Regions from separate parts of the Homo sapiens genome. Here region 2 is linked to region 1. A link is an interaction called in ENCODE POLR2A ChIA-PET data of the cell type or tissue named here. Cell type or tissue: OCI-LY7. All regions are shown on one strand. Each heading gives the region's core, and the rest is flanking DNA. Links, peaks and the distances in the headings are about the cores only. Region 1 holds the start of TMEM117 (transmembrane protein 117). Region 2 overlaps TMEM117 (transmembrane protein 117).

The links. ChIA-PET counts read pairs that join two places held together with the same protein. Peaks named below come from ENCODE experiments on the same cell type or tissue, not always from the same donor. Only the 100,000 strongest peaks of a DNase experiment are listed, where the experiment ranks them.
Region 2: POLR2A ChIA-PET joins it to region 1 with 9 read pairs; 3 of 35 experiments call an interaction of 5 or more read pairs at or near these places.

The regions. Positions count from the first base shown.
Region 1 is chr12:43,829,805-43,845,694 of GRCh38, reverse strand. It overlaps TMEM117 (transmembrane protein 117), which reads right to left and starts at 9,614. Exons shown (of 8, transcript NM_032256.3): 1 at 9,499-9,614; 2 at 767-1,071. The coding sequence starts at 1,043. RefSeq lists silencers at 9,141-9,373, 9,360-9,799, 9,830-9,939. In OCI-LY7, for the core only: no CTCF peak of the experiment used is centred there; a DNase peak (open chromatin) is centred at 9,484; H3K4me3 peaks cover 1,745 bases; H3K27ac peaks cover 620 bases.
Region 2 is chr12:43,888,037-43,903,926 of GRCh38, reverse strand. All of the region lies in intron 2 of TMEM117 (transmembrane protein 117), which reads right to left. Among named protein-coding and RNA genes, the nearest start is that of TMEM117, 60 kb to the right of the region's middle. RefSeq lists an enhancer at 3,793-4,521. In OCI-LY7, for the core only: no CTCF peak of the experiment used is centred there; no DNase peak of the experiment used is centred there.

The sequences.
Region 1 (15,890 bases), core at 5,019-13,018:
GAGGGGGGAGGGATAGCATTAGGAGAAATACCTAATGTAAATGTTGAGTTAACGGGTGCAGCAAACCAACATGGCACATGTATACCTATGTAACAAACCTGCACATTGTGCACCTGTACCCTAGAACTTAAAGTATAATAAAAAAAATTTTAAAAATAAAAAAAGTTTTTAAAAAATGACTAGGTATATATTCATTTTATCTCTAATGCTCTTTTTTTTTTTTTTTTTTTTTTTGAGATGGAGTCGCGCTGTGTCACCCAGGCTGTAGTGCAGCGGTGCAATCTTGGCTCACTGCAACCTCCGCCTCCCAGGTTCAAGCGATTCTCCCACCTCAGCCTCTCAAGTAGCTGGGATTACAAACATGTGCCACCACGCCTGGCTATTTTTTGTATTTTTAGTAGAGATGAGGTTTCACCATGTTCGCCAGGCTGATCTCAAACTTCTGACCTCAAGTGATCTGCCCACCTTGGCCTCCCAAATTGGTGGGATTACTGGCGTGAGCCACCACACCTGGCCTAATGCTATTTTTTTTTAATGAAGTTTGGTACTAATTTTACCTCGTGCTAATTTTCCTTAGACAGTAGGAAAAGTAAACCATTAACAGAGAGTAGTTGAAGAACCCAGTTACAACCATGCATAACAACTTAAGGCAGGAGGACAAACTAAAATGCCTCCTACATTGGCACTTAGAAATAGCAAAGTTGTATCTTGGAGAATAGAAATTAAATAATTAGTGATATTACATTTCATGGGTCATGGTACTTACCAAACAAACGCTGATGGAACAGAAATTTGCCAGCTATTAGTCCTGTGAGAATGGCAAGTAGCCATAGAAGCACCTTCAAAATCCTCCAGCCAACTCCTCTAGGGTATTTATTTGTAACAAATGAAAAACAGTTTCCAACAACAATAACATTGGCTTCTGTTTGGCTATGAGAAACTGGGTCCTCCGCAAATATTAAGAAGTTAAAGAAGATCACCAAGTAAGCCACAATCATGCGAGACCAGGGATGCTGGAAATAGTAACGAAAGTCTTTACCCATTCTTCAGAACTCCCAGTTCGTAGTTTACCTGTATAAGAAAAGATAGATAGGGTTAGAGGAGGAAAACAAGTAATGGCTTTCTTCTTTTTATCAGTTCAGGTTTATAACAGTTCCATAAAAATGTATTTGGAAAAGATGATACCTGTTCCTACTCATGGCTCCAAGACAAGTCTGAGAATGAGGAAAGCGAATACTGTCCCTTCCCTAACATCTAATCATACCTCTGATCATCTGGGGACTTAGGAAAGAAAAACAATGAAAGAGTATGGGGAGACAATGGGATGTGAGAGGGCAGAACACTGTCCAAAATTGGGATGGTGACCAAGATGACATGTAGAGGCCCTCCCAGGCGGAAATGCAGAGGTGGCACAACCATGGCTCATTGCAGCCTCCACCTCCTGGGCTCAAGTGATCCTCCCACCTCAGCCTCCCCAGTAGCTGTGGCCACAGGCATGTGCCACCACGCCTGGTTAACTTTTGTATTTTCTGTAGAGACAGGGTTTCTCCATGTTGGTCTTGAGCTTCTGGGCTCAAATGATCTGCCCACCTAAAGTTCCCAAAGTGCTGGGATTACAGGTGTGAGCCACCATACTCGGCCTCCTCTTTTTGATTATTACAAAATCAAAACAATATAGAGGTAAAATGAGCATATATTAACAAAAGTTAAACAATATTCTCTCCTCTGCCCAAATCCCTCTCCTCAGAGTTATGATTGCTTATGAATTTGGTGTAATTACTTTCAGATCTTCTTCTAAACATTGACAAATGTATACAGGTGAATAAACTTTTATTAAAATGTTCACAGCCTAGTTATCAAATAATTTCAATAGAGAGTAAGTTCTATGAAATAGCTAAGTCTACAGTAGAGTAGTAGCCCACAGAAAGGACTGGGCAACTTTGCATTGGGTGAATGAGAATAAAGAGGAAGATTTCACAAAGGATATCCCCAAGTTTAAGGTTGGAGGATTAGTAGAATTTTTTTACTAGTGAAGAAGGGACAGATAGAAGGCAAGCCACTCTAGGCAGTGGCTACGGCACATCCAAAGGCACAGAGCACTGCAAAATATGTAATATGCCCACAGTAGTAGGTCCTAACCTGAATATGTGCACTGGAAGTACATAGCTGTCTTAAAATGAAAATGTTCAGGCCCACCTCCAAAGTCTTGCTTAGCTCCTCCTTCTCCCCTCTTTGGGAACCGGCCTGCCCATAAAGAACACAAGCTGTAACTTCCACATGAAGAGATCTGTCTGGGTCCACCAGGGCTTGTAAGTGGATGATTATGTCTATCTAATTCTGGGGTTTGGACTTTGTGAGCCCATTTGGCTCTCAGACTAAACTATGTCTGTTTTTCAGCAATAACACTGATTAAATCTTAGATATCAAAAATAATACAGACAAAAATTTGACTGCCATCTGCCAATTCATTTTTCTTCTCTCCCAGTTTAGTTAGAATTCAGAAAGGGAAGAGGGGGAAGAGGGGGAAGAGGGTCCTTTACAAAGCCTACAGCAGTTTGCATGCCAGGCTCTGTGCTGGATGTCTGCGTGTATCATTGTATCATTTTTGTCATAACAACCCCCTGAAATACTGTTATTATCATTCCTGTCACTTCATTTTACAGGGTGGAAATTGGGGCTGACACAGATTTTGTAACTTGCCCAAAGTCACCTAGCAGGAGAGCTCTGATCTGAATCTCTGAGGCTGACTCCAGGTGCTGATCACCATTCTCTGCAGACAGCCAGATCAACTCCTTGCACCTTCCTTGCCTAGAGAGCAGGCCCAGGTCCCAGTCCCAGGGATGCCATCCCTTAAATGTCTTCTGGAGACATGTTCTTCTCCAGACACAATTATAATAACTCTGTAATATATCTACTTCTAATGCATAAAAAAAAATTGTGTGTGTGCGTGCACGTGTGTGTGTGTGTGTGTGTTGAGAAAGAATCCTTTATAAACCCTGAACACTTGGTGGGGGGAGTATCCATTAATAAATATTCTCACTTTATACATGACTGAAATCACAAAGACCATGCCACAAGCCTGAAGTAAGTCAATGGAAGATCTGAGATAGCCTCCAAGGCTCCTGAGTCCCAATCCAATATTCTGGGCTGACGAATGCCAATTCAACCCACAATCTTAGTTAATGAGGACTTGTCATGACTATTTTACAAAAGCAATATAAACATTGGCAATATAAACATTGGCAATAGAATTCAGCCAAGCAAATAGTGACTGTGCCCTGGATTCATAAGCCTTCTAAGCAATTTTAAGTCCCTTGTTATCTTTGTGAACACTCTGAAATCTGTCCCCAGGGGCTGTAGCTTGGACCACCTAGGAATGGTGACTACCTCAAGAGTCTTGTTTTTGTTTTCATATTTTTCAGTATGAGGCTCATCACCTGCTATAGCAGCAGAAACTTATATGTGTGACTCTCACATCAAAGAGAGCAGAGCAAGTAGTGAAGAACAAAAAAAATGAACTTTTATGTGTTTTCATGATATTCAATGTGTAAGAATGCCAGAATAGGTTGGTTTTGAACTCGATTTCACACAACAGTTTTGGAAGTGTCCACAGACCACCACTACAAAAAAAATTCATCACTGGTCACCAGTGAGTCATGAAAAAGAAATAGTTCCCATATGCCCATCAGAACTAGAAAGGAGTATTATTTAAGAAGCTGTTATTACAGGCTGCTGTTGCTTCTTTCGCCAGTGAAGAATTCTGATATGGTTGCTATCACCACCTCCCCTCCCACCATGAACACACAGAATTAAGGCAGTAGGATTTAGAAATACTACTGAAATACCATTATTATCATTCCTATCACTTCATTTTACAGAGAGGAAACTGAGGCTCACATGGACTTTGTAACTGGCCCAAAGTCACCTCTCAGAAGAGCTGTGATCTGAGCCTCTGAGGCTGACTCCAGGGCCTGATCACCATTTCCTGCAGACGGCCAGATCAATTCCAATACATATAATCTTGACTCTTTTTTTAAATACACGCATTTTGGAGGCTAGCACATACTTATTTTCTTGTTGTTTTTAAGTTCGGAAACTTGCTTCGTGGGCTATGTAATGTCCACATGCTCAAGTTAAATTAGAACATTCAAAAAATTTCTGAGACAGCTGTTTCTCTCCAGCATTTATATTATTTAGGGAAGAGAACTATAGCATTGAGCAATAATCCTGCACTAGTACATGATCTTATTTAATTACCACAGTAATGCCATGAATGCTACTATCACTGCCACATTACAGGGAAGAAAACAAAGGCTCAGAGCAGTTGCTGCCTGTTTAATTTATATAACAAGTGGAAACATCAGGATTTGAATCCAGACTTACACCTAGCCCTTAATCTTTCTAATATACCACAAAGCTGGAAGTGTTTCTTCCAGTAAGATATTTCCCATCATGCTTACAGCTCATTCTTTATTTCCACTAACAATTTCAACTAGCAGAACAAAACAGGACTCCATTATTGATCATTTAAGCTGGCTGGAATTTATTCTTGCCTCATAATTCTGAAGTTGAAGTGATATCTTCTAGAGGGTCCCAAATTTCAAACCCTTACATAATAATTTGAATTAAACCTCTGCTTATCCTCACTTCATGACTTCGTACACAGGCTGCAAATGTTTGCCTAGTCCTCTCAGCCCTACTTTCTAGTTCCTTAGGTACCCCAATATTATCCAGAGAACCAAAACTGTTTTCACCTCTGTAGTGCACATAAAACATCTTTACAATCAGTATGATCATTTGGTGTATCTACTGTTAATTTAAATGCAGGCTTGAGGCTGTTCAAATGGACTATGTTACACAGGGCACATAGTCTGCAAAACCTTTCCATTTTTAAAAATTCATTTCTATAACCACAGATGAGAATGAGCTTTTATCTTAGCTCCTGGCTCACTATAGTGAAATTATCTATGTATGTGTTTGTCTCCCTCACTTGATCATAAGCTCCTCAGAGAAGTGGCTGTTTACTGCCAGGGCACAGCACAATACTGGGCTCATACTGGGTGATCAGTAGGCATCTACTGGATGAGCTGAGTGGTACACTCACAAAGAGAAGCTCCCTCATTGTTTAGGTGAGATGAGAAGGTGGAGCAACCTGCCATTCAACTTCCGCTAAGGCAAACAAAGCGAAGAGAAGCAGTGGAGTCCAAGGACTGCATTGATGACGTGGCCAGTAACAATACTAATGCACCCCCCCTCAACTCCCTCTCATTTCAGCACGAGGTGTTAAATTAATATTTCTAAGGCTAACATTTATTAAGCACATACTATATACCAGATACTATGCTGATGAGCTTTACAAGCATCTCTTAAATTTCATAGCAACCCAATGAAGAAAATATTATTTTCCTCATTTTACAAATATTGCAACAGAGACTTAGAGTTCCGTACCTTGTAAAGAATAACAAAATTAATTTATATCAGAGCCACAATTTAAATCCAAGCCACCTGGCTTCAACACTCCATGCAATGCCTTCCACACACAAGGACATAAATTCTAAAATCTTACCCTTTACGTTAGTTAGAAAAATAAAGCCATCTGATATTAAAAAAAAAAATCACAGTACTTCTATTTTGTGCAAAGGCACAAAGGAAACCGCCTGGGGCTGATGTAGAGATGTATCACTAGTTCTGTGTGGCTGGAACACTGGGTGCTTGGGGTTATCCTGTGAGAGTTAAGGATAATTTGGAGCCAGTCCAACAAAGATTATCCAAAAGTGTTGGTCTGTATTTTACTGAAAATAGAGAATTATCAAAAGTTTCAGAGCAAAAGAGTGCTGATCATCATATAAAAGTGATGATGTACAGATTTGTTAATTCCATAATAACATTCATTCATTCATTTGTTCAACATTTACCAGTTGCCTATTTTTTGCCAGGCACTGGCCTATGTGCTAGGGTAACTACCAGACAAAGTCCTGTTGCCATGCATCTGATAGTTTCTTTGAGGGAAACAGATATTAAACAGATAAAAACTAAACACAGTATTTAAGAAAGTTCAAAGAGAAAATTAAAGCAAGGAAAAGTTAACAGGGAGTGTCAGGTGTGAGGGAAGTTGAAGACCTCATTATAAGGTGACATTAGAAGACAGGCATGAAAGAAGGGAGAGAAGACAGCAGCTATCTAGGGAAAGTGTGATCCAGATAGAGGGAACAAAACTTGGAAAGGCCATTGTTGGGTGCACATTTAGAGCAAATTAAGGATCGTTAAGGAGGGCAGTATGACTGGATGGGGAGCAGGTGCAGGGGAGTATGAAAGAGATTAGGTACAGAAGGTAGCATCTGATCATGAGCAGGCCTTGAAGCCCTCGTATGTGGGCTTTCACCCTGAGTGGGACAGGAAGCAGAGGAGGGACACAATCTGACTTATATGACAGAAAGGCCTGTCTGTTTCCTGGTTGAAAATATTTTGTAAGAAAGGAGGGCAAGGAACAGAAGCAGGGAAGCTACTGAGGAAGCCGTTGCCAAAGATGCAGCAACTTGGACCAAGCAGAGAGAAATTAAGGCAGTTTAAACAACTCTGGTTCTGGACACATTCAAAAATAACTAATAAAATTTACTAATACATTGGATGTAGATGTGACCTAGGCAAAATCCAGAATGGAACTGCCATTTCCTGAGATAGAAAATGCATTTCCTGAGATGGAAAATGCATTTCCTGAGATGAAGAGGGATGCAGTAGATATAGACAGCAAACTTGTAATTAACACTTTTTAGTGCTTTTAGGGGTTGGGCTCTTGGAAATCACTATCCATGTATTCTCTCAATTATTCCTGATACCTGCCATTTGGATTTACCAGTGAAGAAACAGAAATTCAGAGAGGTTATGATCTGTCCAGGGTCATAAAGCTACCAGCTGACAGAAACAGGCACGACTACCTCTATATAACCCCAAAGTTATTACTCTTAGTTACCATTGTGTGAAGTATAAAACACAGAATAAAATTCCAATGGGAAGGAAGTAAGAGTAAGTACTAAGTGATGACTTGAATCTAGTAGGCCCTCTATAGATATTTGCTGATGGATGAATAAATGAATAAACAGATGTATGGATAACACGTAACAGACCAGCCTGGGTGAGGGAAAAAAAAAAAAAAAAAACTGGAAGACTCCATTCCAGAGAGAGTAGAGTCTGGATAATACATATCCAAATCTGCAAAAGGATAAATGGAAGAAAGGTGAAAAACCAAATATATGGAATGTCCTCAAAGAGCTACAAACTTTCAAAAGCAATCTCAGGTGGCAAAACATCATTTCTGTTTTTGTCTATTAGTGGTATGGGGATGTGGGGGTGGGGAGAGGCAGAGCCCACAAGGGGTATGAAAAGTCTTATACTTACTTTCCAACCTACCTGGTCTCACACACACACATATGTACACATACACACAGACCAGTCCTGAGGTAATGACAGGTCTGAGTACATTATCTTAAATTGTTAGATAAAAAGGCAGGAAAAGATTATACATAGCATTTTACATAATGCAAGTGCCTAATACAGGTTAAAAAAAAAACACAAATAGCAATAATAACAGAAATAAAGTTAGAACTTCTTACTTTTAGTCTAATACAAAAGACCACAGGGGCTTTTAAATAAAAAGCAACCTTTTAAGTCAATCAATAAAACCACCATAAGTGGTTCTGATAGATTCCAGGATAATATTTGTGGTACCTTAGCTAATTTAGAGGTTTACATCTATAAATCACTTCCTAGATTTTCTCTTCACATTGTCTCAACCTTTAAGTGATTTTTCTTCCCTTGTTCCTATCCTGCAGTCCTTGGGTAAACAAATTGCTTAATCAATGCAAGTTTTTAAAACAGCAACTCCAAAAGCAAAGTAGGTCTAGGGGTCCTCTGAACAGAGAAAACTCTCCATTGAAATGGCAAAATATTTATGAGCCGGAGCACATTATAAAATTAAAATATAATCACTACTATATCCTTTAAAAATGTTTAGACCTCCTTTTCAGTGATTTGTTTGCAATAAGGAATTGCCAGCCCGGAGCAGTGGCTCACACCTGTAATGTCCGCATTTCTGGAGGCCAAGGCGGGCGGATCACGAAGTCAAGAGTTCGAGACCAGCCTGACCAACATGGTGAAACCCCATCTCTACTAAAAATACAAAAATTAGCCAGGCATGGTGGCGCGCGCCTGTAATCCCAGCTACTCAGGAGGCCGAGGCAGGAGAATCCCTTGAACCCGGGAGGCGGAGGTTGCAGTGAGCTGGAAATCATGGCACTGCACTCCAGCCTGAGCGACAGAGCCCGACTCCATGAAAGAAAGAAAGACAGAAATTAAAGAAAAGAAAAGAAATTGCCATGATCATATTCCAAACACAATGCCAAAGAAAAACACATTTAATGAATTAAATAGAATTCATGTGAAAAGTTTATTTTTTAATGACAGCTTAAAGAAACTTAGATAAAACTGACAAGAGCCAGTTTCTCATCACACGGATCAGATGGAGGGTGGAATAGGAGGGATAAATGCCTGAGACAAAATGTCAAAATCCATAATTACTTTTAAACTATAAAGACTTGGGGGATAAAAGAAAGTATATCCATGGTCAAATGTCAATACTTTACAAAAAAAAATGGGGTTTACAGGGATTCAACTACTTTTATATTCAATAAATTGGAAGACCTTGTTTCTGAAGCCAAAACAAAACCCTGTAGCTTCCTAGAAGTCCTTCCTTGGATTTCAGACAATACATCATTTATAATTGGGGGCAATACATACCCTTATATTCAACATACTTTTACTCATTTTTTTTCCTTTTTGGTTCCTGATAAGCATGTGATGTTTACTCCCGTGTCTCTCTCTCTCTCACACACGCACACCCACACACACATACACATACTTCATTGTTCCACAGAGGGTAGAACACACTTGTGGGCCTGTGGCATTTTCAAAAATAGGAATGAAAAAAAATAGTTTTATTTAGTCACGATGAAGTTAGCAAACACCCAAACACCCAAGTCTTTGTTTTTTTCCCAAGAACAACACCTACGAACTGCAACCTGTTAATTTAATTAAGAAAAATAGGGCTTTTACTCAGTTCCTAGGCTAGGAATCGCTGAAGCAAGGAAAGTTCAAGGTCTGCTCTCCCGCCGTATCTCTGCACACACACTGGAGCCGGGAGTTTGAGGACTCCCACCAAGAGCCTTTCGCCCGGGAGTCTCCTCTGCCCTTAGCCAGAGGGCTGGCGCGTCCCCCCTCCCTCCTTGACACTTCACCCTGCCTCTTTGGCTGCCATCCCCAGGAAGGCAGGAGCAGAGGCGCCGGAGAATTCGGGGGCCGGGCCGGGGTTCCGCGGCTGCTTCCGCACTCGCGGGCAGTGACGAGGTGGCAGCCGGGACACGGGCGGCAGGGCCGGGAGGGCTCCGCTGCGGCTGGACCGAACGGCTGGGGAGGCTCGCCCAACGCCCGGGCCCACGTACTCACCCGAAGGGTCGCGCGGGGCGCGGGGCGACTGCACACGGGATTCGCGGTCGAGCACAGCCCTCGGCGCGCCGGCGGCCTCGCTGGGAAGCGCGGCGAGACGGGCCGGCGGCGTCGCTGCCGCTGCTGCTGTCACGGAGCTATAAATACCGGCTCGGCCCACACCCGCCGCCGCCTACGCCGGGCGCCCTCCGCGCCGGTGCTTCACCGCGCCGCGCTCCCGCCGCAAAGTCCGCGGCCGCGGGCCGGGCAACGCGAGCGCAAGGGCACCGGCGCCGCGCAGGTGACCGCGATCATGCCAGCTGTGTGCAACCTCTGCAGCTGGAGGCATGGCTTCTCCCCGCCCCTGCCCTCTCGCCCGCACCACGGGCTGACTCCAGCCCGCGGGCCGCGTGCGCCACGGGCCGAGCCTGCCCGGGCCGGCCCGCCTCTGCAGAGCGGCAGCTGCAGGCGAGGGACGGACTCAGGAACCTGGTGGGGGTTGGGGGGCGGCTGACAGAAAATCCACCATCCTGCAGGGAACCAATGAGGGTCCCACTGGAATGTCCTCGAAGAGCTACAAACTTTCGAAAGCAATCTCAGGTCGCAAAACATGATTTCTGTTTTTGTCTGTTGGTGGTGTGGGGATGTGGGGGTGGGGAGAGGCAGAGCCCATGAGGAGTATGAGAAGTCTTCCACTTACTTTCCAACCTGCCTGGTATCACACACACACACACACATATGCACACATACACACATTCATACACACATAGAGATGCACAAATACACTCATGCATACATATGTATACACACATAAGCACACGTATACACATGCATACACACATATGTACATCAGCACACATACTCATGTACAATTTTTAAAGTTTTTGCAGTCTGAGGCTCTCCGGAGCCTGTCATTCTATGATACCTAAATGATACCTCTGCGGCATAGGGCAGGAAGACCCTTTGACTACATCTGACCAATTCCTCTCTTCCTGAATGTAACCTCCTTTCCATCATGTATGTGTGGCCTCTGTTTCCTTCCACACCTAATAGCAACTGCTACCTCAGTTTACCGGTTGCTGAAAACGTGTTAACAGCTGCTATCCAGCATGCTAATATTTTGTGGTAATGGAAGTTATCACTAGTGTATATAATCAAATGGAAAATAGGATTTCTATATGCCCATATTAGCAAACTTATGAAGGCAGAGCTAGGCCCTCCCCTGTACTGGTAGCCTGATTCAGGAATGGGTGGATGGCAAGAGGGAGAACTGAGATGTCCGCGGATTTTAAGATGGGATGGAGAGAGCCATGCCCAAGTGCCATAGGGTAGTTTATCTGCATAGGCATAATTGGGAATTCACTGCCATACTTCCCACTAATTTGACATTTTTCTAGCTTCCAAAAATGACCACGTATATATGGATATATATAAATATGCCTCTCATATATATGAGAGTGAACTCAATCCACTGCATAATCAATTGAACTACATGGGTGTCTACTAAAATGAGCTTCAGTTCATCAGAACCGAAATGTCATTCAGCAGCTTGTCTTCTGTCTTCTTAAGAAATAGAACCCCCACATCCCCACACCACTGGATATATAGTAGTCAATCATTTGTGATCATTTTACAGAACTCTTAACTAGTAAGGTTCTCTTTTGTAATGCTTTAACAAGTTTTGCCAGAAAGAGTTGTTGCCTATGCTAGCACTTGGTACATTTTACTATTACACTTTTGTTGTTCTTTTTTGCAACTTCTTTTTTCTCCCACTACGCTATGAACTCTTCAAGGGCAGAGATTAAATCTTACTCATGATTGTATCCTTAGTACCTAACATAGTAAGTTATAGTAATGGCTCATAGATAGTGGATTAATTCCACATATTAGTCATTATATTCCACTGTGCTTTTATAACTGTAATTAATATTATTCTCTAAAGAATTTTTAAACTGTTACACGTGGGTAACTGTTTAACAAAGGTTCCATATGCTATATTTTCCTTGTATCTCCATTTAAAGCAAGGACTCTTCAGTCAGTTAAAACTGAAAAATAGTAAAGCTTCACAAATTATACAGAATACTGAGGTCTGTAATTTATTTCTTTTATTACTACTATTTTCTTTGAGACAGAGTCTCACTCTGTACCCCAGGCTGGAGTGCAGTGGCACAATTATAGCCTACTGCAGCCTTGACCTGCTGGGCTCAAGTGATCCTCCCACCTCAGCCTCCAGAGTAGATGGGACAACAGGCACACACCACCACACCTGGCTAATTTTTGTATTTTTTGTAGAGACAGGGTTTTGCCACATTGTCCAGGCTGGTCTCAAACTCCTGAGCTCAAGTGATCTGCCCACCTCATCCTCTCAAAGTGCTGAGGTTACAGGTGTGAGCCACCATGCCCAGCCTATTTTTTTTTTCTTTTTTAAAGAGACAGAGTCTTGCTCTGTCACCCAGGCTGGCGTGCAGTGGTGCAATCACAGCTCATTGCAACTTCAAACTCCTGGGCTCAAGCAATCCTGCTGACTCACCCTCCCAAGTAGCTGGGACCACAGGTGCACACCACCACACCTAGCTAATTTTTTTTAATTCTGTAGAGACAGGGTCTACGTTGCCCACCTGATTGTGAACTCCTGGCCTCAAACCATCCTTCAGCCTCGGCCTCCCAAAGTGCTGGGATTTCAGGGTGAGCCACAGCACTCAGTTGAGGTCTGTAATTTGTAACCCCCTGTCACCTCCAGACAAAATAAAATAAGGGAAAATAAAGGAAAAGAGGAGGCACTTTCCTTTTCATTGAGAAAGAGGCTGAAAAATATATTGTATTTCAGGGGATAGTGGGATAAAAATCATTCAGCAGCTTGTCTTCTGTCTCCTTAAGAAATAGAACTCAATCCACTCCATAATCAATTGAACTACATGAGTGTCTACTAAAATCAACTTCAGTTCATCAGAACCGAAATGTCTGGCATCACTTACATGGAACTTGTTAGCCTACCTTTAGACCTTTAGATCTCTCTTCATATAATAATAATTTTAAGAATAAGCTCTACCAATGCTTACTATTTATTGTTGAGAAACCTCAGGGCTTAGAGAGTGTAGTTCTCTAGGACCACTTCAAGGCAAAATACTGAAATGGGCAAGGCTTGTTTTCAGCATCAATGTTCCCTTTTTAACCACTGACCAAGAAGCCTGTGCCCTTTGCCTTGGTAGCCAGCCATGATCTCCAGCTCAGCCCTGTTTCAGAACTGGACAGAGGAATAGCCTCTCAGTTTGATCACAATAACAATTAGTGACAAAAGCTCAACTTATTGAAGGCTTATTGTATACCAAGCTCATTACATGTATTAAAGACCTGTGAGATAGCTGCTAAACACGGAGTATCCCTCTCTACATTTACCTTTGAGGAGACAGGCATACTGAGATTGAGTAGTTCATTCAAGATCTCACAAGTAGCCATAGTGGTAGAGTAAGGATCAGAAACCAGGCAATGTGGCTTGTCAGCCCACGTTTTAACCTCTCATCTTACATAATACTTCCTCCCCATATAAGAGGAAAGAGATGTGGCTTTTATGGTTAGGAGACCTGATATAATGAATATTGGTATAAATTCTGGCTCCACTGCTTACTCGCTATAAAGTTATACAAATTGCTACTGAAAAATTACAATAGGAATCCCCAGATCTTCCTTCTTCACCACTGAAGTGGTGAGATGTTAGATCCGGATGTGGACTTAGGAGCTCAAAGTAGGTCACTGAAATCTGTTCACAGAGAGATCTCACTCAGGATTTCAGCTACTGTTCTTCCTATTCTTCAGTCTCCTTCCATCCCAATCACTACCACACAGACCTATTAGGGGTTTTAAATGACCAACATCTATAAAACACCTGTAGTGTCTGCCATGTAATAGGTAGTCAGTAAAGGCCATTCTTCCTTCCTATCAAACATTACCGTTCTATGAAAACTTTCCTCTAGGTCAAAATCAATTGGCCCAGTAGCCAGGTGGTGATTGCTTACTCACGCAGAGTTAACCACTTCTTCAGTGTTGGCCAGCAATGATTTTCAAAGGGTACAGATAGAAGTTCCAAAAAGAAACCAAGATAGTAGGGCATAAATCTCCCACTCTTTCCTCCATATTTTAGCCCAAACAACTCCATTTCTTTTATATGCAGGAGTTTAGCCAATTGGCCACAGTTTCAGAGTGTCAGGGTAACAATAGAAATAGTTTTTCAAAACTCTCAGATCACACTAGTCAATCATCTGCCTACTCCACCTCCACATCTGAAGTCAACCCTGCAAATAGGCTTAAAATGTGTGTTGTTTACATATCATTCCTTTGTAAAATCTGATCCAAGAGTTAAAAAAACAGAAAGAAGTAAGGCCGGGCACGGTGGCTCACTCCTGTAATGCCAGCACTTTGAAAAAGCTGAGGTGGGCAGATCACAAGGTCAGGAGTTCAAGACCAGCCTGGCCAATATGGTGAAACCCCATCTCTACCAAAAATACAAAAATTAGCCAGGAGTGGTGGTGCGCACCTATAGTCCCAGCTACTTGAAAGGCTGAGGCAGAAGAATCACTTGAACCTGGGAGGTGGAGGTTGCAGTGAGCCAAGATTGCGCCACTGCACTCCAGCCTGGGTGACAGAGTGAGACTTGGTCTAAAAAAAAAAAAAAAATCAGAAGTAACCACATGAGACATGATGTTTTTCCGTTCACCTCACATGTCCCAGTACCTCAATAATACATTTCAGTCTTTATTAAAAAAAAAAAAGAAAAAGACAAGATCAATGCTCAATGTACATTTCAAAAATTGGTGAGAGCTTTCATTATGAACCAATTTATCCTCTCTAAATGGCATTTTGAAAGCCAGGGGAAAGTATAGGTGTAATCATCAGTAACCTCTACCAAGTCAATCGGGAAATGCTTTTGTCAGTGATTAGATGGACTCTGAGCAAAACTATTTTTAACTTCCAATAGGTCAGTCGGGATGATGCTAATTACATACTCTGAATATAAACAGCATAATTTCCTTATTGCCAAAGAGGCAAGAATAGAAATTGCCAACCAAACACAGACAAATTATGATCCATAATTTTCTTTGGCAATTTTCTAAGGGCAATGACTCTACTGCTAGGATTTTCCTCAACAATCCTAATTTCAAGTGTTCATTCTCATTGAGCCCAATGCATGCTGATATATTTTAAGCCCCATATCCTGAATTTTGCTTGTGAAAAGATGGCCATCACATGTATGTTGCTTGGAATACTAGAACCCGTGCTCTGAAATCCCCATGATGCCAACTAGTAGCAATATGATATCAAGCAAATTAATTAACCTCTTTGTACTTTAGAAGTAGCTGCTTTGCATGTCTTAGAGGGATTAAAAAATGAATGTTACACTTTTAGCATTTGGTCTGGTATGTATTAAATTTTCCATAAATGTTGGCTCTTTTTATCATCATTATTATTCATTTCACCCCTGCCCTGCTTATATTCTTCATGTCCCACAGAGTTTTTTACTAAAAGAACTGGTTCACCTAGCCTTGGCTTAACCCTATAAATGGCTGGGCAAAGGTACTTTTCTAAACAGTTTTCTTTTTTTTTTTTTTTTTTGAGACAAGTGTCTTGCTCTGTTGCCCAGGCTGGAGTGCAGTGGCATGATCTCGGCTCACTGCAACCTCTGCCTCCTGGGTTCAAGCGATTCTCCTACCTCAGCCTCCTGAGTAGCTGCGATTACAGGCGTGCACCACCACGCCTGGCTAATTTTTTTTGTATTTTTAGTAGAGACGGGGTTTCACCATGTTAGTCAGGCTGGTCTTGAACTCCTGACCTCGTGATCCACCTGCCTCGGCCTCCCAAAGTGCTGGGATTACAGGCATGATCCACCACGCCTGGCTCTAAACAGTTTTCAAAGCAAAGGAGTCATGCAAACAGAGGGTGGGCTAGCAGTCACACCAGAAATACAGCTGTTACTTGCGTGGTGGGGTGGTCAGCATCACTCCTGATTCATACACAGGGCTGTCCTGCAGAATCTATATAAATGCAGCAGTTTCTTCACAGGGCTATTACCTTGACAGAGAGGGGCAATTGTGCTGCTGCCTGTCCCCCTACAGTTCCTTTTTTTTTTTTTTTTTTTGAGACAGAGTCTCGCTCTGTCACCCAGGCTGGAGTGCAGTGGCGCAATCTCGCCTCACTGCAACGTCCGCCTCCCGGGTTCAAGCACATCTCCTGCCTCAGCCTCCAGAGTAGCTGGGACTATCGGCACGCACCACCACGCCCAGCTAATTTTTGTATTTTTGGTAGAGACGGGGTTTCACCATGTTGGTCAGGCTGGTCTCAAACTCCTGACCTCGTGAGCCACCTGCCTCAGTCTCCCAAAGTGCTGGGATTACAGGCGTGAGCCACTGCTCCCGGCCTAC
Region 2 (15,890 bases), core at 3,396-11,395, 60 kb before region 1:
CCATCAGAATGATGGCATTTGAGTACATAAAGGAGTCATTGAGGCAGGGTTAAACACTTGCTCAGCCATTCTTGGTGGTAGGAAAATTAGAAAGGAGAGGATTCTTGTTCCAAGAGGTCAGATAACCAGATAACCATGGGTAGGCATATAAATGGCCCAGGCTGAGCTGCACTGCAAGATCAAGTGTTCCTTGGGTTGAATAATCTCCAAGAGAAAGAGCTCACTAGCAGAAACTCTCTTGTAAAGTGCAGACATATCAAACATTTTAACATTTTCTTTAATGTCAGAGTTCCCCTAAACCCACATCTTAGGCTATAAATGCTCCTTTATCACCTGCCTCTTCATTTTATCTTTATCTAAAAAGAAAGCTGCCAACTTCAGTAGATATTTTTCAAATATTCTAACCAGTTTTAAATGAAATTGAATGTAAATTATTAATGCAACACATAAAAATCATTCTAACAAAATGTTCTGCTGTACTGATATCCCATTTTTTATGTGAGATGACTCATTCTAATGTCCCTTAATCTGTATTTTTCTTTATTCTATATTCAATAAGTCCCTCTTGGACTCAATTGATTTTATATCCTCAACACTCGATTTCTTAGAAAAGTTTTTATTAAAACACCAGCAGAAGCAGTGAATAGTAGTGCTTAGTGACCTTTTCCCATCCAGCACACTAGAAAAATCAGATTATACTTTTCATAATTTCATGGCATCCACTTTTCTTGACTTGTACCCAAAAAATATATACAATACTTCTTCTGAAAAGTATATATCAAGTAGCACCAAGAGAGGTCTGATAATATTTTATTCTTTTTCTAAGCATAACTGGACTCTAGAAAATCAAGTAAATTTCAGAAAACTTTAAAACTGGGAAGAGTAAAGTTACTAATGTCACAGTTTAAAAATTCCATCAATACCTCATGAGTTTTCCAGAAAAGGTCAACCAGAAAATAAAGGTCTTCCATTTTTTGATCTATAATTTTAGGAAAAATAATTTACTTGCAGCATTTTTTTTTTCTATTTAGGTACTGTTGTGCTTTTGTCCTTGTTAAGCTACTCTTGGGTTTTAATCAGTTATCCAGTTTTTTAAGATTATGCTGAAATCTTATTTACTAATATGCAAGTAACTATTTTTACTTGATGCCATTTGAGTAACTAATGGCTTGTTCTCTAATCTATCCATTAAATGGAAGTGTTAAATAGCACTGAATCTAGGACTGGCTCCTCTGGGTCATCATGTATCCCTCTTACTTCTAAAACATTAATAGTCACCTTTGGGTGATACTACCATGGTCTGTCTGGTTCCAATACCCTCCTACCCCTATCCCTTGTCTCCCCACAGTGGAAGCCACTTAAGCTTTCCTGGATGTTCAATCTTATCTCAGGCTTTGGACCAACAGCATCCTCACGAGAAGGGAACTTTAGCTCAATGTAGAGCACTAGATATCAAGTCAACCTTGCTATTAGTTCAATTCTGAAAACTGACTCTTTGGCAAAGTTCTAACAACAGGCTTCTGTCTTGTTTTCCTGAAATCAAGTCCCAGCTGATCCTCTAGATGTGGTAACTGGGTCCCTTGCTCATTTCCTTCTGTGCCTGGGCCTTTGTTCTGATAAAACCATTATGTCAGCTCTCTGGATACCATAAAGTATCTTCCTGAAATAATCTTTCCCCCAGTGTCTATAGTTATGCCTTGGTCCCAACCCATCTCCAGCCTCCCTCACTCAAGGACATGTCTAGTTCCAACTTCCAGGTTCCCTAGATCACTTCTGTTCCAGTTAACACCGTCAGGTGTGACTCTGCTTTGCAATATAAGACAACCAGTTGTAAATTCACTAACAGAATGCACAATTGATCAAACAGCGTATTTTCACAGATTTATAAACCTATAAAATTTATGTAGGTTGAGTAAGCAAATGTCTTCCCAAATCCATAAAATGTTAACATTATCATTTTCTCTATGTAATATGCCACCATTATCACCACAGAATAGACCACAAAATGTAAATTTTGTATATTGTTATAAGAAATGGTACAATATTTACTGAATACTAAATCCCATTCTCTCCCAGGCTCTTGAAAAAAACATTAGGCAAACAGATTCATAATTTCATGGAATACATATATTTTACTTCCTTTCTTTTTGAAATAGAGACCTTAAAAATGCCTTCAGGTGCTTCATCTATTCTTCGTAATCCTAAAAAGTTGGTTAGTAGCGCTGTGATGCTCTGCTCTATTGTGTACACTAGCAGTTTCACTTTATAATTTTCTTGTTGAGGAAAATGACACATGTAAATAAGTTAAACAGCACCAGCCAGGTGTGATGGCTCACGCCTGTAATCCCAGCAATTTGGGAGGCTGAGATGGTGGATCACTTGAGGTCAGGAGTTCAAGACCAGCCTGGACAACATAGTGAAACCCCGTCTCTTACTAAAAACACAAAAATTAGCTGGGCTTGGTGGCACATGCCTATAATCCCAGCTACTCAGGAGGCTGAGGCAGAAGAATGGCTTGAACCCAGGAGGCGGAGGTTGCAGTGAGCCGAGATTACGCTACTGCACTCCAGCCTGGGCAACAGAGCAAGACTCCGTCTCAAAAACAAAAAAAACCAAAAACAAACAAACAAAAAACGGGGCAAATGAATGATCTATTGTTGAAAAAGAAAGCATCTGGAGAAAAATAACTCTCATATGCTACTAGCAGAAACATAACTTGTTTCATTCTTTTCAGAAAGCCTTTGCACAATTTGTTTCCAGAGCTTTCTTAAAAGTCGACTCATTTTGACCCAATAATTCTCTTTCTAGGAGTCTTTCCAAAAAAATTAGACATTTATTCAAAGATTTATATACAAAAATGTTTCATTTATATCAAAAGAAAAATAGAAACAACCTAAGTAAGCAATGAAGGTTGATTCAATAAATCACAGTACAACTATCTATATGATGGGCTATAATACTTAATGAAATCAGGGAAATCCAGAAAATAAATTGTGCTCTGGTTAGTCAAGAGTCTTCGAATAGTAGGTGATTTTAATTTTCTTTTCCTTTTTCATTGTTCTTCCTCTTCTTTTCTTTTCTTCCTTCCTCTCTCTCTCTCTGTTCTGTAGTTTCCAAATGTTCTATACTTAACATGCATTGCTCTTTAAATAACCCCTCCCCCAAAAAGAAAGAATTGAAGAGAATGTAAAATAATTTTTTTTTTTTTTGAGACAAAGTCTCACTCTGTCGCCCAGGCTGGAGTACAGTGGCGCGATCTCAGCTCACTGCAAACTCCATCTCCTTGGTTCAAGCGATTCTCCTTCCTCAGCCTCCCAAGTAGCTGGGATTACAGGCATGTGCAACCACACCTGGCCAATTTTTGTATTTTTAGTAGAGACAGAGTTTCACCATATTGGCCAGGCTGATCTCGAACTCCTGACCTTGTGATCCACCCGCCTCGGCCTCCCAAAATGCTGGGATTACAGGTGTGAGCCACCGTGCCCAGCCGAGAATGTAAGATAATTTAAGGGCATGAGAGTTTCTTCAAGTATAATAAAGAAAAATCTAATTGATTTCTTTTTAATTCCTTAATAAATTAATGGGTAATTTTCCAAAAAGCAGTGGTCGCTGCTGTAACTTCCTAAACTACCTCTGGGTAATGACTGCCCCCATCCTCAGAACACTGTCCCAGCAGATCTCTAAAGCAGATGTTAAGGCAAAAGTTAGCAAGCAAATAAACCAAAAAACCCTATATGCAAGGACCCTATTTAAATACAATATGCTGCAGCAAACTCCAGCGGTCTAATCCCACCAGTAGATTTTTACTGTAGTTTGGAGGATCAGATTTGAGAATAAGCTGAGAAATGAGTTGTGAGTGGGCTCCAAACTTTAAAACTTACCTTCGATTATAAACCACCTTCAATTATAAACCATTAGCAGGAAATGATCATGGATGGTGTGAACACTCACTGAATGCTTACCAATTTTGTCCCACTTCATAGTAATACACATGAGAATAAAATGAATATATATAAATCTTTATTATAAACCTCTTCAGAGAGAAGAAAAGCACAAGGTCACATATCTAGGTAGTGGCAAATCCAGCTCTGTCTGCTTCCAAAGCTCATCTTCTTTCTAATACACTACTTAGGACTAAAGATCCTGCCAGTTCAAAAGAGGACAATTAAAGAGAATGTATGTAAAGTACTTTGCACTGTGGTGGGTATTGGGCAGGTGCTCAATAAATAGTAGTCTTTTTTATAATTGCTAAAAGTTAGTAACTTGTGTACATTCTCATTTGAAAAAAATAAAAATTTAGGGAAACACACCTGAAATGAATTTCAAAGATCTTCTGTTAATTGAAGTGGCTTACTGAGGAAACAAAGCACAACTCCCCAGGACTCCAATATGCAGAATTCACAATATGGCAAACTACTGTTTCTTCAGAATGATCATGATAGGAGGCTGGTTATTATTGCCACTTAAAAATGAATATATGAACTACCAATGTTTTACATTGTACATACAATAAAACCCCCAACCACATACTAAAAATAAGTTTATATTTTTAACGATGAAGAAAGTTCAGAATCTTTTACAAATTATCAACATAAATTGTCACTGTGGTTTATAAACAGTACTCATCAGTAAAGATTTTCAGTAAAAGGAGCCCTAGATAATCCAACTTTCACTACCTTACAAAGTTCATTGCTAATAGGCTGCTTTCAATTGCAGCTAAGAAAAATATTTTGGGTTTTGTAATTAAACATATTTAGGATCAGACTTCAAGCAATATGAATCTACAGAAAACAGCTACTTTCATGTGGTTAGATTAGGACTTGTATTGAATTCTCAGCAGTATGAAAGGTTCTTGTGCAAGGGCAGGGGCTGCATTCTCAAGATCTTTCTGATCTTGCCTTAACACTTGGTTATCTGCCTATAACATATATTCGACAGAAATCCACTGACGGACAGCTGCTCCATCCCAGCTAGAAAATGACCGCTGTCTTTCTTGGCTGAAGTAAGAATCTGGAAGTTCTCAAGTCTGTCAGATCGGTTACTTTTTCAACAACTTATGGGGCCACTTTTGTCTCAGAGCCAATCCTACTTTCGGTAGATCTTCTTAGACTCTCCGGTTCTGTTGCAAATGCTAATGAATCAGTTCAGGAGTTGAATTTCAAGAAAGTATCATGTAAGAGAAGCACCCTATTACAGTACAACTAACTACTGTGTTGTACATTGTGAAGTAAGTTATTTAACACCGACATCACATGCTGCTCTCAGCCATGGAAAACTGTGCAGGGGACACTATAATAGGTCAATGAGATTAACTCACTCCTGGAACACTGAAGGCACTTTTTTCCTGTATCCTAGATATCTAAAGTGGATTACAGATGAGATGAAAACAGCCTCCCATCCCACAGCCAGATCTAGAATAGATCTAGAAATGTGAGGTTCAAGTAGGGTCTATTATTAACCTATTCTTAATAGAAAGGGTCTATTAATCATTATTAATCACAATATGTCCTGAAGTGTATTATTAATTATTAATATATTATTAATTAATATATATTATTAATAATATATATTAATCACAATATATCCTGAAAGTCCAGCTTGACACTAAAATACCTAAAAGGGCATTCATATGTCTAGCTAGATTACTAAGAGAAAAATTACACCATTAACAGGAAATAAAGTCACAAGAACTCAGATTCATAGGATTAAGAGTGAAGAAGTACTTCAAACATCATCCCAAATCTACAAACTCATCTGGAGGGAAAGATGAGGAATTCTGTTTTGAGCTGTTAAGTTTCAGATGCCAATAAGTAAAGAGCAGAAATTAGGAGAGAAGCTAAAACTGAAGGAAATCGGTGTGTGTGTGTGTGTGTGTGTGCGTGCGTGTGTGTGTGTGTGCGCATGTGCATGTGTGTGCAGTATATTAGTCACATTCATAGCCTTGACAGCCGACGCCATGGGAATTAGACAAGGGTCATGAGAGAAAAAGCATGGACAAAGAAAATGAAGGCAAAGGCCAGGCACAATGGCTCATGCCTGTAATCCCAGCATTTTGGAAGGCCAAAGCTGGAGTGGATCACTTGAGGTCAGGAGTTTGAGACCAGCCTGGCCAACATGGTGACACCTCACCTCTGCAAAAAAAAAATACAAAAATTAGCTGGGCATGGTGGCACGCGCCTGTGGTCCAGCTACCCAGGAGGCTGAGGCAGGAGAATGGCTTGAACCCAGGAGGCAGAGGCAACAGTGAGCCAATAACATGCCACTGCACTCCAGCCTGGGAAACAGAGCAAGACTCTGTCTCTAAAAAAAGAAAAGTCCAGGCGCGGTGGCTCACGCCTATAATTCCAACACTTTGGGAGGCTGAGGCGGGCGGATCACGAGTTCAAGAGATGGAGACACCATCCTGGCCAACATGGTGAAACCCCATCTCTACTAAAAATACAAAAATTAGCTGGGCCATGGTGGTGCATGCCTGTAGTCCCAGCTACTCAGGAGACTGAGGCAGGAGAATCACTTGAACCCAGGAGGCGGAAGTTGCAGTGAGCCAAGATCATGCCATTGTACCCCAGCCCAGGTGACAATGTGAGACTCTGTCTCAAAAAAAAAAAAAAAAAGAATGGTTACAAAAGGAAAGTATAGATGGAACTGATAGGTAAGAAAAGAATTGAAATAATTCAGTACCACAAAAGTCCAAGGAAACATTTCAAGAAAGCAGCTCTCGGCAGAAGTTTAAGAATATGGTGAGAGACTGAGGAAAATGTAGACTGAGAAGACTGAATGTGGCAATGTTTTATTCAAAGCATTTGGGGTTGCAAAAGAACACTCAATATAGTTCAAGTGAGGGAGAATTTACTTAATAATCAGAGAGGCAATCTCACAGAGAAAGAAAAAGTTGTCTTATAGGCACTTGACTCAGGCAACTAGGTCTAGTCATTCTCTCGAAGTTTATATGATGAATCTCATCTTCTCTATTTGTTCTCTTGAGCAGCTTCCTCTTCTTGCACACAGACCAATACGGTTGCCTGACACAAAAATATATTAAATTATAGGGCAAACACCCACCATAAACTGAAACCTCCTCATATTAATGCAAACTGATTAGAAAATATGATAAAATGATAAGCTGTGGGTCAGCAATTGAGTTCACCAGCCTTGGATTATGTGCACATTCCTATCCAGTCAACTGTAGTGAGGGAGGAGTCACATGCTATAACCATGGCCAACAAAGCCTCCAGCAAAGGCCATGGCCTGAGAAAAAATGTCAAAAGCATGTATAGGAAGTGTGGACCACAAAAAAAAAAATGTGTTTATTTCAGGCAACCTAGAAGTGACTGTTACAATGAATCCAATGTTCAAAAACATGGGGTTGCCTACCCTGTACAAGGTGCTATAGACTGAACTCAAATGTTGCGTCTTCCCAAATGTCAGCAGAGTAGGAGACAAAGCAAGTTGAGGACAACCACATAACAACAAACTATGAACAATGTAACTGCCATATAAAAGTGATCAGATGACTAGAGGAAACACAAATGACTTTATAGAAGAGGTGATATTTTTGCTGAGCTCTGAAAAATGACTAAGATTTTAATAAGAGATGGAAACAGGGAGATTGGGAAGGAGAAGGCACAATCTAGAAGACACTGTCTCCACTGATAGTCTGAGAACCTCCTGAGGGTAAGGAATATTTCCCACGAACCTTTATATCTCCAGTGCCTCATACACTATTGCTGCAAGGTAGGAGCTCAATTAATGTTAGTATTTTATTATTAAATATTGTGATGGTCAATACTATGTGTCAACTTGGTTGGATTGAAGGATGCAAAGTATTGTTCTTGGGTGTGTCTTTAAGGGTGCTGCCAAAGGAGACTGACATTTGAGTCAGAGGACTGGGAAAGGCAGACCCACCCTCAATCTGAATGGGCACCATCCCATCTAACCAGCTGCCAGTGTGGCTAGAATAAAGCAGGCAGGAGAAAATGAAATTGCAGATTTGCTGAGTCTTACAGCCTTCATCAGCAAAATTATGAGAATGTTTTGAGCCTGTTTAGAAAATAACAATATTCAGTACTTGAAGACTATTGAGACATAAAAGGAAGGGTAAGTTTAAGGACATATTATGAAGGGCCTTAACATAAACTAAGCATTAGCATTAGCATTAGCATGGACCTTTAGCATGGTGTACGGAATATCACTGCCCTGGAAACAAAGAGACTAAATTGTAGCACCAGATCTGATAAAAGTTTCCTTGACCATTTCTCATGTATAACATGAGACTGGCAAATTTTCTCCACCACTTCAGACAGTTGTTTTGATATGTGAATTAAATAATGTTGTATTGAAGATGGTGTCATTCACCTTTGTATTCCCCACAGCACCCATCACAGAACTTTGCCCAGTAAATGTATAATGGCTTTAATTCATTTATAAACTGTAAAACTATTCAAATATAACAAGACACATGCACGCATATGTTCATTGCTGCACTATTCACAATAGCAAAGCCACAGAATCAACCTAAATGCGCGTCAGTGATAGACTGGATAAAGAAAATGTGGCACATATACACCACAGAACACTATGCAGCCATAAAAAAGAACAAGATCATGTCCTTTGCAAAGACATGGATAGAGATGAAGGCCATTATCCTTAGCAAACTTACACAGGAACACAAAACCAAACACCTCATGTTGTTATTGACAAGCAGGAGCTAAAGGATGAGAACACATCGACACATAAAAAGGAACAGCCCACCACACTAAGGTCTTTTGGAGAGTGGAGAGTGGGAGGAGGAAGAGAATCAGGAAAAATAACTAATGGATACTAGGCTTAATAATGGGTGATGAAATAATCTGCACAACAAACCCCCATGACACAAGTTTACTTATGTAACAAATCTCCACTTATAGCCCTGAACTTAAAATAAAAGTTAAAAAAAGCAAAATGTTCAATCCTCACAATTAATAAACCCATTGAACTTAGTACATATGCAATAATTATGTGTTCAACTGAGTTAGTTTTTATTTCTGTATATATTTTCTAAGAATATTGCCACATAAATTCTATTTAAAAAAAAAGGGCATTGAAAATCTGTGATGTCAACAGCAAAGATGTGGAATCAACCAGAATGTCCATCAATGACAGACGGGATAAAGAAAATGTACATACACACCATGGAATACTATGCAGCCACAAAAAGAATGAGATCAAGTCCTTTGCAGGGACATGAATAGAGCTGGGGGCCATTATCCTTAGCAAACTAATGCAGGAACAGAAAACCAAATACCACGAATTCTAGGTGGGAGCTAAATGATGAGAACACACAGACTTACACAGAGGGTAGCAGTATACACTGGGGCCTATTGGAGGGTGGAGGGTGGGAGGGAGAGAAGGAGGAACTATAACTAGTACGTTCCAGGCTTAATACCTGGGTGATGAAATAATCTGTACAACCAACCCCCATGACACATGTTTACCTATGTAACAAACATGCACATCCTGCATATGTACCCCCAAACTTAAAAGTTAAATTTTAAAAAAAAGAAAGAAAAAGAAAATCTGTAATGTGACACTAGGGATGCAAAAATGAACCAGCCACCATTCTCTCCCTCAAAGAATTTACAATTTAATAAGGAAGATGAGACATCTGTGAAAATACATTTAATACCAACCAACACCTTGAAAATGGAAATGTGAGTAAGGGAGTATGCTTTGGTAGCTGTCCCCAAGGTGGCTGCCATTAATTTCTTCTCTCCCTGTATGTCCATGCCATGCTCTTGGCAATGAGCAGAGACTTTCTTTCCACTCTTGAATCTGAGCTGGCCTGTGATTTCAGTGACCAATACAGTACCATGGAAGTATTGGTATGTCAGTTCCAGACCTGGCCTTTAAGAGGAATGGCAGCTTCCATCTTGGTCTCCTGATGGCTTTAAGAAGTTGTCATGCTGAGAAAAGCCAAAGCTCAGAAGGATGAGGTACCATGCAGAGGTGGAGAAAGGCCAAGAAGCACTGAGGTGCCAAACTTGTGAGTGAATAAGCCTTCTTGAAAATTGATCCTCTAGTCCCAGCTACTTCAGCTGATGAGTCACGCACCCGAGTCCTTCATGTATTTCTAACCCACAAAATCACAAGCAAGGTAAAATTGATATTCTAAACCAGTAAGTCTGGGTTAGGGTTTTAGGCAGTAATAGATAAGTGAAATATATGGGATAACAGAAGAAAAATTAATTTCAAAGTAGAGAATAGGGAAAGGTTCATGAAAAGGTGGTTTTGAAGAACAGGTAACATTTGGATGGAAAAAATGGCTAAAGGAGATTGTGATTTTTCACAAAGAGAATTGAGTATATAATGAATCATGGAGGTAAGAAAGTCTAGAATATCTAAGTAATGGACAGAGATTTAGGTTGATTTAAATATGCACTGAAAAAGGCAGAATTTTGAGAAATTTTTAGTGGGAATAAGTGCAAGACTGAAACTTGGTTTCAAAAAATGCCTTGAAGGTATCTGAACTACATACTGTAGCCAACTGAGTGATTTAAGTTTTTAAGCACTAAAGTGTCATAATATCCTCGCCTCTTCACTGCTCTCACCCTAGTCCAAGCCTCCATGATGTCTTAAGACTTCTAGAAAAGCATTTGATTTGTCTCTGTGCTTCCATTCTTGTTCTCTTACAGTTCGTTTTTGACACAGCAACTAATATAATCAATTAAAAATATAAATTAGGTCATGTCCCTTCCTGTTCAAAATGCTTTGAGAATTTTACATTATACTTAGAATAAAATCCAAACTCCTTATCGTGGCTTCCTAAAAGAGCCAACATAATCTGTTTGTTGCCTATTTTACCAAATTCATCTCCTTCCATGCTCTACCTTCCACACTGCACTCCAGCTACGCTGTCCTTCTTGCTGTTTCTGGAACATCATATCCAGCTCATTTCACCTCTGGGCTTTTCACTTGCTATTCCTTCTGCCTAGACATTCCCTTAAGTCTATGATAAAATCTCACCTTTTCAGACAAGCCTCCCTGATGACCTTATCTAAAATAGTGCCTACCCCATCCCTTGTTCTTTTCCCCTTAAACTGCTTTATTTCATAATCTTGACTACCATCTGACATTTACTATTCATTTTTCATTTATCTCTTTATAGTCTATCTTCTCTTATAGATCAAAACATGACAGGATTTTATCTATTTTGTTTATCACTGTAGCCCCAGTATCTAAAATAGTGGCTGATACATTGCAGATTTCCAATAAATATCTCTGGAATTTCCAGAAGGAAAGAAGGAAGTTAGATTAGAGCTACACTTTAGGAAGAGTGTACAGAAAATAGTTAACATAGCAGGCCTAAATTGCTGTCCTTAGAAAAGCCTGCTTGCAAAGTTGGCCCTTGGCTGGCATCTGGGAACTTGGATTTGGGGAAGGTTCCTATCATTCCATAATTTAAAAGCCTGGTTCATTATGCCTAAAATGTTTATATAAACGATATGGCTTACCCTGAACACCTGCTTTCCTTCTGGGAGCCTGGAATTTGGTAACATGCCAAGCAGAGGGTGCCCACAAGACCAGCACCCAATAAGAACCCTGGCCAATGAGTCTCTAACAAGTTTTCCTGGTTGGCAACATTTCCTATGTGTTGTCACAATCCCTTGCTGAGGGAATTAAGTGTGTCTTGTGTGCCTTCACTGGGAAACAATTCTGGAAGTTTGTGCCTAATTTCCCCAGGATTTTGCCCCACGCACCTTTTCCCTTAGTTGACTTTCTTTTAGATTCTTTCTCCATAATAAATCCCAGCCATGAGTCCTAATATATGCTGAGGCCTGTGAATTCTCCTCATGAGTCATTAAAACTAGGGGTAGTCTTGACCTCCTGATACCAGGAGTATTTTGACAGCAGCTTATAAGGTAGATTTGATGACTAATTATTGACAAAGAGGCCAGTTTGGAAAAAGGCTATTGCAATGGTCCAAGAGAGAGATATTGACAGTGTAGCAGTGGAGGCAAAAAAAATGGATTTTTTTAAAGTATATTTTCCACGGGACAGTTTTGCAAACTTCTAATGAAAGACATTGGATCACAAGAGGTTAAGGAATAATAGAGAACTAAGGAAGCTGAGAGTAAGTGCAGACTACTTTAAAACAATAGAGGAAAAAAATATGAGTATGGTAGTTTTAGGGTAGCCTGATAAGGAGAAAATTATATAAAATAAGAGGATATGAGTGTTTTCTAGAAAGCAGTTAGAAAGCTTAAAAATTCAAGAGGTATTTCTGGCTGGGCGCAGTGGCTCATGCCTGTAATCCCAGCACTTTGGGAGGCCAAGGCGGGTGGATCATGAGGTCAGGGGATCGAGACCATCCTGACTGACATGGTGAAACCCTGTCTCTACTAAAAAAAATTAGCCGGGCATGGTGGTGGGTGCCTGTAGTCCCAGCTACTGGGGAGGCTGAGGCAGGAGAATGGCATGAACCTGGGAGGCGGAGCTTGCAGTGAGCTGAGATCACGCCACTGCACTCCAGCCTGGGTGACAGGGTGAGACTCCATCTCAAAAAAAAAAAAAAAAAAAAAAATTCAAGAGGTATTTCCCAAAAGAAATGTTAGAAGATGCCTTAAGAACAGAAACAGAATCTGGAAAAGTTAAGACTGTAAGCTCAATGAGGACAGGTACTTCTGTGTGTTTTGTTCACTGGCATATTCCATGCACCTTGAAGAATACCTAACACATGGTATGCACTCAACAAATACTCGTCAAATGGTAAGGGAAAAGGAAGGGCCATTATTTTAAAAGTAGATAAATCCTGAAATGTGGAGGAATAGAATTGAGACACATCAAAGATGATTGTATCATATCTGTCAGTAAAGTAAGAAGCTAGTGGGTGTGGAGGAGGATGGCCCTCCACATGCATGACCACCTCTGGGGAAATCATTAGGAATCAATAAGAAAGTAACAAAAATAAGTACTGTTTTTCTGCCGAGATTTCCTCTTTAGAAAAAAAAAAGTCAGATGAATTTTTAAAATACTTTTAGAATATATATAACATGACATCTAAGTGAACTGAGACAAATCAATGTCTTCTTTAAAAGTATTCATAAGAAAATATCCCTTGGGGCTGGGCGCAGTGGCTCACACCTGTAATCCCAGCACTTTGGGAGGCTGAGGCTGGTGGATCACGAGGTCAGGAGTTCAAGACCAGCCTGGCCAAGATGGTGAAACCCCGTCTCTACTGAAAATACAAAAACTAGCCGGGTGTGGTGGCGGATGCCTGTAATCCCAGTTACTCGGGAGGCTGAGACAGGAGAATCCCTTGAACCCAGGAGGCGGAGGTTGCAGTGAGCCGAGATTGCACCACTACACTCCAGCCTGGGTGACGAGCAAAACTCCGTCTCAAAAACAAAAACAAAAAAAAACAAAAAAGAAGAGAAAATATCCCTTGGATAAATTCTTTCTCTAGCCCTAAAATCTGATGAAAAAGAAAGATGCTACTTTTGTCTTCAAAACCCATCTAGAATGACAGGACATCTAAACGATTCTCATTTGAATGAAGAGAGAAAAGGTACTTTTACACTGCATGGGGTGAGATTTATTGACAGATTTTCACTAACGGTCTTACAGTCCAGACCAAAGTACGATGTCAACCTAACCCAGAAGTTGCAAAAAGAATTGTTAACATTTGAAAGGAAAATACCAAAAATTAAATTTCTATTTATTTTATAACTGCTTCAAAAAGAGAACACTAAAAATAAATCTATATTCCTACATTAAATGTCACTTCTCTCCTTTTTATGAGTTACATATTATAGAACATGTCATGAATACTGGGTGGCACTTCCCAAATACCCCTTTTAAGACCAAATGACTGATTTTCCAAGCTGCTGGGAAGATTGTCAGCTGACTGATCTCAACTCTCAACTGTATAAAAGCCCAAGCTCTCATCCCACTCAGGCCTACTCTGAAGGACTATTCTAGTTTCAGAGCTCCCTGTGTGGTGCTCATAGGGACCCTGTTGTGACTATATTGCAACCGAACTGGTGCCTCTGTCTTATCCTGCTCTGCCTTCTTCCCTTCCCAAGACCACTCCCCATTGAACTTCCTGCACCTCCTTCTCAGAGACTGCTACCCAATGAACCTGCAAGAAAGATGCAAGAATCACCCATTGTTTTAAGAATTAAATATAAACAAAATCTATGTCTTGCTTTTTTCATAGTTTCAGCAAAGTGGTTATAGTCTGTCCCTCAACAGTTCTCTTATTTATAAGTAAATGCGACATTAGAAAGTAAAAAAAAAGATAAATCCTACTTTCAAACAAAACTATTTCAACCACACCATTTATTATCTACATTGGGGTCCCCAACCTCTGGGTCGCAGACTGGTACAGGTCCATGGCCTGTTAGGAACTGGACTGCGCAGCAGATGAGTGGCTGGAGAGCAAGCATTACTGCCTGGGCTCCACCTCCTGTCAGATCAGTGGCAGCATTAGATTCTCATAAGAGTGTGAACCCTATTGTGAACTGCACATGCGAGGGATCTAGGTTGTGTGCTCCTTTTAAGAATCCAGGCCAGGCTCGGTGGCTCACACCTATAATCCCAGCACTTTGGGAGGCCAAAGCAGGTGGATAACTTGAGGTCAGGAGTTCAAGACCTGCCTGGCCAACATGGTGAAACCCCGTCTTTACTAAAAATACAAAAATTAGCCAGGCATGGTGGCAGACGCCTGTAATCCCAGCTACTCATGAGGCTGAGGCAGGAGAATTGCTTGTACCCGGGAGGCGGAGGTTGCAGTGAGCCAAGATCATGCCATTGCACTCCAGCTTGGGTGACAAGAGCAAAACTCCATCTCAAAAAAAAAAAAAAGAATCCAACGCCTGAGGATCTAAAGTGCAAGTTTCATCCTGCAACCATCTCCTGCTCCCCTAACCCTGGTCACTGAAAAAACTGTCTTCCACAAAACCCACCCCGGTGCCAAAAAGGTTGGGGACCGCTGATCAACATTACCTTGGGCAACTTAATCTCTGATCCTCAGTTTCTTCATGATTTAAAAAAATTGTAATAGTATCTATCTCATTAAGTTGTTGTAATAATTAACTAATGTGGCAAGGCATGGTGGCTCACACCTGTAATCCCAGCACTTTGGGAGGCCGAGGTGGGCGGATCACGAGGTCAGGAGATCGAGACCATCCTGGCTAACGTGGTGAAACCCCGTCTCTACTAAAAATACAAAAAAATTAGCCAGGTGTGGTGGCAGGCACCTGTAGTCCCAGCTACTCGGGAGGCTGAGGCAGGAGAATGGCGTGAACCCGAGAGGCGGAGCTTGCAGTGAGCCGAGATCATGCCACTGCACTCCAGCCTGGGTGATAGAGCAAGACTCCATCTCAAAAAAAAAAAAAAAAAAAAAAGAAAACTAATGTGCACAAAAGTACACAATAAGGGCTCAATAAATATCCCCTAACTTCTCTCCATTCATTATCCATGGGGCATGAGTTCACAATTGCTTTTCCATAAGCAATTCATTCGCACTGATGATGCAAACCCCTACTAACAAAGAGCACATAATTATAAAATAGTTGTATGGCTAATGGATGGCATATCTGATCAATAAGATATGGGAAAGGATTATTCATACTACATAGAATCACATACAGAATAGTAAATTAGTCTTTACTGAGCCTTTAGAATATATGAAGTACAATGTGGAGGGTTTGGCATTTTGTATTTTCTTTAATCCTTGAAACAATACTGTGAGGTAGGTATTATGCCTATCTCTCAGATATGAAACTGGTGATGTTCGGAGAAAGTAAATTATTTAAGGTTACACATCTAGTAAGTGGCACAACCAACATCTGAACTTAGTTTTTCTGCACCTAGACTTTTGTATTATACTATAGAATCTCTTTTGCTTTACT